Regions from separate parts of the Homo sapiens genome. Here region 2 is linked to region 1. A link is an interaction called in ENCODE POLR2A ChIA-PET data of the cell type or tissue named here. Cell type or tissue: endothelial cell of umbilical vein. All regions are shown on one strand. Each heading gives the region's core, and the rest is flanking DNA. Links, peaks and the distances in the headings are about the cores only.

The links. Peaks named below come from ENCODE experiments on the same cell type or tissue, not always from the same donor. Only the 100,000 strongest peaks of a DNase experiment are listed, where the experiment ranks them.
Region 2: POLR2A ChIA-PET joins it to region 1 with 10 read pairs; 2 of 35 experiments call an interaction of 5 or more read pairs at or near these places.

What each region holds. Positions count from the first base shown.
Region 1 is chr4:124,349,459-124,352,389 of GRCh38, forward strand. No RefSeq gene overlaps it. Among named protein-coding and RNA genes, the nearest start is that of LINC02516, 210 kb to the right of the region's middle. In endothelial cell of umbilical vein, for the core only: no CTCF peak of the experiment used is centred there; no DNase peak of the experiment used is centred there.
Region 2 is chr4:124,432,284-124,435,214 of GRCh38, forward strand. No RefSeq gene overlaps it. Among named protein-coding and RNA genes, the nearest start is that of LINC02516, 120 kb to the right of the region's middle. In endothelial cell of umbilical vein, for the core only: no CTCF peak of the experiment used is centred there; DNase peaks (open chromatin) are centred at 488 and 1,358; H3K27ac peaks cover 2,457 bases.

The sequences.
Region 1 (2,931 bases), core at 268-2,767:
CCGTTCATGTCATATATCTGGCCAATAAAGAGTGGGTCTTTCTGACTTGAGTTTTTTGTTCCATGAAACCAAACTGCCTCTTTGAAATATTAACAAAAGGCATATGCATAATAACTTAATTCAAGAGAAGCCTAGGAACAAATTTAAATAATTATATATTTTTAAGTAGATACACTTCTATATAATGAAAGGTATTTATGTTTACTTTAGAAAATTAAAAAAAATAGATTTGATAAAATGTAGACCATTTCCTGTAAAGGAAAAGCCTCATCAGTGGAAGTAATAGGTTCTCTGAGGCTAATTTAGTCACCTTCTTCCAAGATCTGATATTTGAACACTGTACATCCAAGAAAGTTGGTGGTGCAAAATGTTTCTATGTTGTGCTAGGTTTGTGCTAACTCCTACCAAAGTTGAGAGGCTTCACAATGACTCAATAGCCAATTAGGTATGTTCAAATTCACAGTTTGTTGGGAGACTTTCACACAGTGTCAATCATGCAATTAATATTCAATACACAGGCAGTAATTTAAAAGGGGGCAACAAACCACAATGATGGCTTGGAAGACCAGCATGCTGACAGAGGGGTTCAGTGGGTCCAAAAGTCTTCCAGACACTAATCAGCTGGGAAGTCACTGCTTCTCTCTGGCCAGAGCCTCTGGTTGCTGACTCCAAGTAGGGAGAAGGCATCAGAGTTCTTATGAGCAGAGTCTAAATGCGTCTTGGACAAGTCAGATTCTTGCTGCTTGCCTGGCCCTCCGCAGATGTGCCTATTCTCATCATCTCAGCCACATCTTGAATTCAATTTCTATTGGTTCATTTCAGGTTTCTGGTGGTACTGGGCAATAACAGGTGTTATCACCTCAGTCCATTACACATGTTTATTTCTTTGAGGAGTAAACAACCTTACTCAATACACTTGACATGAGTAAGTTCATTTTGAGACATTAGGATCTCAAACCATTATGCCATATCATCCTGATATAAAGGTTAAGGGAATAGCTTTTCTTTTATCTTTTAAAAAGGGCACTGTGATGAAAAATGTCTTTCTTTTCTTGATTTCTCTTTTCGTCTTTCTTTTTATCTTCTTTCTTTCTCTCTCTTTACTTTCTTTCTATCTAAACCTCCTTCCCGTATTAGGGAACTCCCCTACATTATGAAACTGGGCTCCGCACCCCAGAACTGAGTCTGAAAATCTGTATCTCTTGCAGCTAAACTGGCAACCTATCGGACATACCCATCCTAGACTTTGACTCAAAGGCCAGTTGAACTAGGAAGCTGGACTAGGCAGAATTCATTCTGGCAAGGGCAGGGGCAGTGACAGTTGCTTTAGGGACAGCAGTCAATGTTTGTGGCTCATGGGAAAAGCTGCCCTGTCTGTGCCAGCAACAGTGTCCGTGCTGAACTCACCAGATCAGTTCTCTGGCATGGGTTTGGTTGGGTTTCTGGTTTAATCGCTCCCAAGCCTGGTCTCTGCAACTTTTCAGAAATGTTGAGAGCTACCCAATACTTCTCTAATAAATTCCTTTTCTACTTGAACTAGTCAGGGTTGCCTTCCGTTGTGACTAAGAATCCGGATGAACAGAGCTCTGAAACATCAATCTTGGAATTTCCGTATCAATATCCCACATATAGTGTGTGGGCATCTACATTGCACATATATGGCTTCACATCCTCCTTTCAGGAAAGTTATTTACTGATAAATGATGAGTGGTCCTGCTTAATTCCTTTTTTTTTTTTTTTTTTTTTTGACAAGGTCTTGTTGTGTTACATAGGCTGGAGTGCATCGGGGTGATGATAGCTCACTGCAGCCTAGAAATCCTCAGCTTAAGGGATCTGCCTTCGTCAGTCTCCCAGGGAGCTAGAACTACAGGCATGTGCCACTATGCTTAGCTAATTTTTTTTTTTTCTTTTTGTAAAGATAGGGTTTCACTATGTTGCCTAGACTGGTCTCAAACTTGTGGCCTCAAGTGATCTTTCTCCCTCAGCCTCCCAAAGTACTTGAGATTACAGGCATGAGCCACTGAGCCCAGACCTTACTTAATTACTAAACATGCATTTAATTACATAAAACTAAGAGCACTGAGTTGTTAAGTAGAGACATGAGAGTAGTTTTCAGTTTATTCTGACAATAATACCAAATAATGCTGCAATTGCTCTAATCCACCACGCCTGGAAACAGGCATAGAATGGTTTTAATGAGCCTATTTAGTTCTGAATCCATTGCTTGTTTGGATAAGAAATGTGCAAGATTTTTAAATTTGAGAATAATATGTATTCAGGCTCAAAATGTAGTTCCCATAGAAACTTGATATGACTGTATAAAAAAACTTGATATGTCCTGATTTAAAAAACCAATGTACCAACATCTGAAGAACCCTATCAGTTAATCTGACATACTCCGTTTCTTATATTGTTTTGTTCTTCCTATTCCAAAAATGATTCTGTCTGTAGATGCTTGTAATTAAAGACTTGAAATAAAATGAAAGCGACCTCATGAAATGTTTGATAATGCTTAATGAAATTAAGATATTGATAAACGGTGGAAGAGCACATATGTGTATATACATTTGCATGTACGTATGTGTGTATAGATACATGTGTATGGGGGAGATAGATAAATAGATAATAGCAATTAGAGTAAGGAGTATACAATTCAGAACTATACCATCCAATAAAAGCCCAGTAGCCACATATGGCTATTAAGTTCATGTTGCAAATATGGTAAAGAACAGAATTTTAAAATTTATTTAATTTTAACAAGCTTAAATTTAAATGTAAAACACAAAGCAGGGTGAATTTTTTTCTTTTTAGCACAACTTTATTGTTTCATTGACTGTTTCCTTTAGCCATGAATGGTCTAAAATATTATTGGTGTATTTTAGTGCAGATAATAGGCATGTGTGTTATTGATGCCATTACACATAGACACAT
Region 2 (2,931 bases), core at 333-2,832, 83 kb after region 1:
CTTCTGGTTGGTTAAACCTGAATTTAATCCTAATTGATATGAGCTTCAACCCAAGCACAGAAGAAACAAAACATGATTTAACGACTATTTTCACAGTTCTCTTAAGGATGGTACATATCACACACCATTCTAGGCATACTGAAATAAAATTAATTCATTACAGAAAATATATTATTAGGACATTAGAACCTACTTCTCTTCCAGGTCTGGTTGAGAAAGATTGTACCAAACCCTGCTATATAAAATACAGCCTGTAGACCAACAGCATAGGCACCATCTGGTAACTAATTGGATGCCTAGAATCTCAGAATTCTCCCTCTTCACCTACTGAATCAGAATTTGCATTTCACCGTGATTCCCAGATGATTCATATGTACCATAAAGTGTTTTAAATGCTGGATGAATTATGAGTTCCCGAGGTCAAAGGAACAGTATTAAAAAAAAATCTTTTCTATCTCTATTTCCCGGTACAATGTCTAGACGGAACATAATAAGCCCAACCAAATATTTGATGAATGAAACATAACACTGGCTCAGTGTCAAGTATTAAATTCCATTATAGGTTTGATTATCACAAATCTAACTATTATTTGCAAAGCTGAGCTTATGACTATGAGGAAATGAATGAATAATGAGACAGATATCATGAAAAAAGGAAAAGTGGTTAAAAAGTTACAAAGCATAGAATGAAAGAAATCACAGGCTCTAGATGTGCACTGAAATTAAAAGTTTTAAGGAACATAGTCCCCTATAACAGAAAGTTAAAACTGGAAAATTAATGGGTAAGTAATGGGGATCTGTCCTTGCCAAAATTCATTATATTACCTAGAGCTGTCTTGATTTGTCTATTTTAGATTCTCCTATTTGGGAGAGTGGTGGACCACTTGACTCTGACGAAAGCTAAAAATGCTGTCTCATGAGAATGCACACATACACACAGACACACATACACACAGACACACATACACACAGACACACATACACACAGACACACATACACAGACACACAGACACGCTTAATTGAGTTTCAGGAAGTGCTCAGACTTTCTAAAACTTAGCTATCGAAGAAGGTACAGTGTACTTCAGGTAAAGAGCCCTTCATGATGTTTGAATTTTCTACATTACAAGTTAAATAAATGATGGTCTATGAAATCTAGAAATGATTTGGAGAAACAGACTTAGTCTCCCTCCTTACATATTCCACATCCTAAATTAACTTTTGACTGAGGGTTGAATTGTGGCCTCCACTCCACTCCAAATATATTGAAGTCCTAACTCTGGTACCTCAGAATGTGACCTTATTTGGAAATAGGGTTGCTGCAGATATAATTAGTTCGATGAGGTCATACTAAAGTAGAGTGGGCCCTTATCCAATATGACTGATGTCATAGTGAAGAGACACAGAGACAGACACGCGAGGGGAGAACATCAGTGATGATGCAGCCCGAGATTGAAGTGCTGTATCTGCAAGCCCAGGAACACCCGCGGCCACCAGAATGTGGAAGAAGCGAGGAAGGATCCTACCCTGGAAGTTTAGGAGGGGGTATGATTCTGCCTACACCTTGATTTATGACCTCGAGACTCTAGAACTGTGAGAGAAGGGATTTCTGTTGTTTTAAGCCCTCCAAGTTTGTAGAAATTTGTTACAGCAGCCCTAGGAAATAGTGGGAAAACATAATCTAGAATTATAATAACTGATTTCAAAGTGTCTGTCGTGGTTATTAATAAAAACTTTTATTCAGAAGGCATTCACTGATCTTCACTATGTGAATTCACTGATCTTCAATTTGCCATGTAATATACCCAAATAAATCAAGAATAGACTCTTATTCTTAGAGAAAAGGTAGCCTAATTTTAATTTAAAATTTACTTAGTTGATCGGGGTTTCAGTTGTTTCATCAGTGAAATGGACATTAAATGTTTAACATTAAAATTGTCTCTGAGTTCCTCTCAGAGTTCCTATCAGAATTTCTATCAGATATAGATAATAATTGATTGGCAGTTTATTTGCTAAGAAATTATTTAAAATGAATTGTAGATACTTAACCTAAAGAAGAGAAAACTAGCTCTCTTCAATTAGTTGAAAGGCAATTAACTAGAAGAGTTATTGTTGTGTATGACCTCAAATGATAGACGGGAACTGGCAGAGATGAAATTAGGCTAAATATACATAAGAACTTGTTAATTATTTTAGCTTTAACAATATATTCTGGCCCTCAATAAGTTCTTGGTCATAAGACTTGTTTTGCTGAAGAGTCATTTGCCAAGATGCCTTTAAGGGTTTCAGTCATTCCCAAGTTGGTTGGAAGATCATATCTTCCAAACACTATGGGATCAAAAAGGGTATATTTGGAAGATTAATCACTCTGGAGATAAAATGAACTTCAAACCCTGTATCTGTTCCTTAGTAACTATGTAAACTTAATTTCTGAATATCACGTTCCTCTCCTGTAAATACAGATATGAATACCCACATTAAAGTATTGTTTTGAATTATAAAATAATGCATACCAAGTGTATAGTCATTAGTTGACAATAAAGTCTGATTCTCTCCTACGCCCTGTAACTCTATGTGTATTTATATGTGCTACTGTTTACTATGTTAGGATACAAAAATAAACTCCTAAATAAAACAAAAGACCACCATTAAATAATATTTTAAAACAATTATTCAGAAAGATAAGTAATAAAGTATAACCTACTGCCACATGTTAATTTTTATAGTTGTGGGGATGTAGAAGTTTGTCACCAGCCACTCAGGTTTTTTCTACATTTGATCCTTAAGGGGAGCAACAGTACTTTCCTCAGAGCATTTAGAATAGAAAGTCCTGAACAACATTTTGAAGGTATAGGGAAAGAGCAAAGGTTCAAAAACATTGCTAAGCTCTGATCCTTAGAAGCACCAACAAAGTTCTGAGTAATTTGACAACA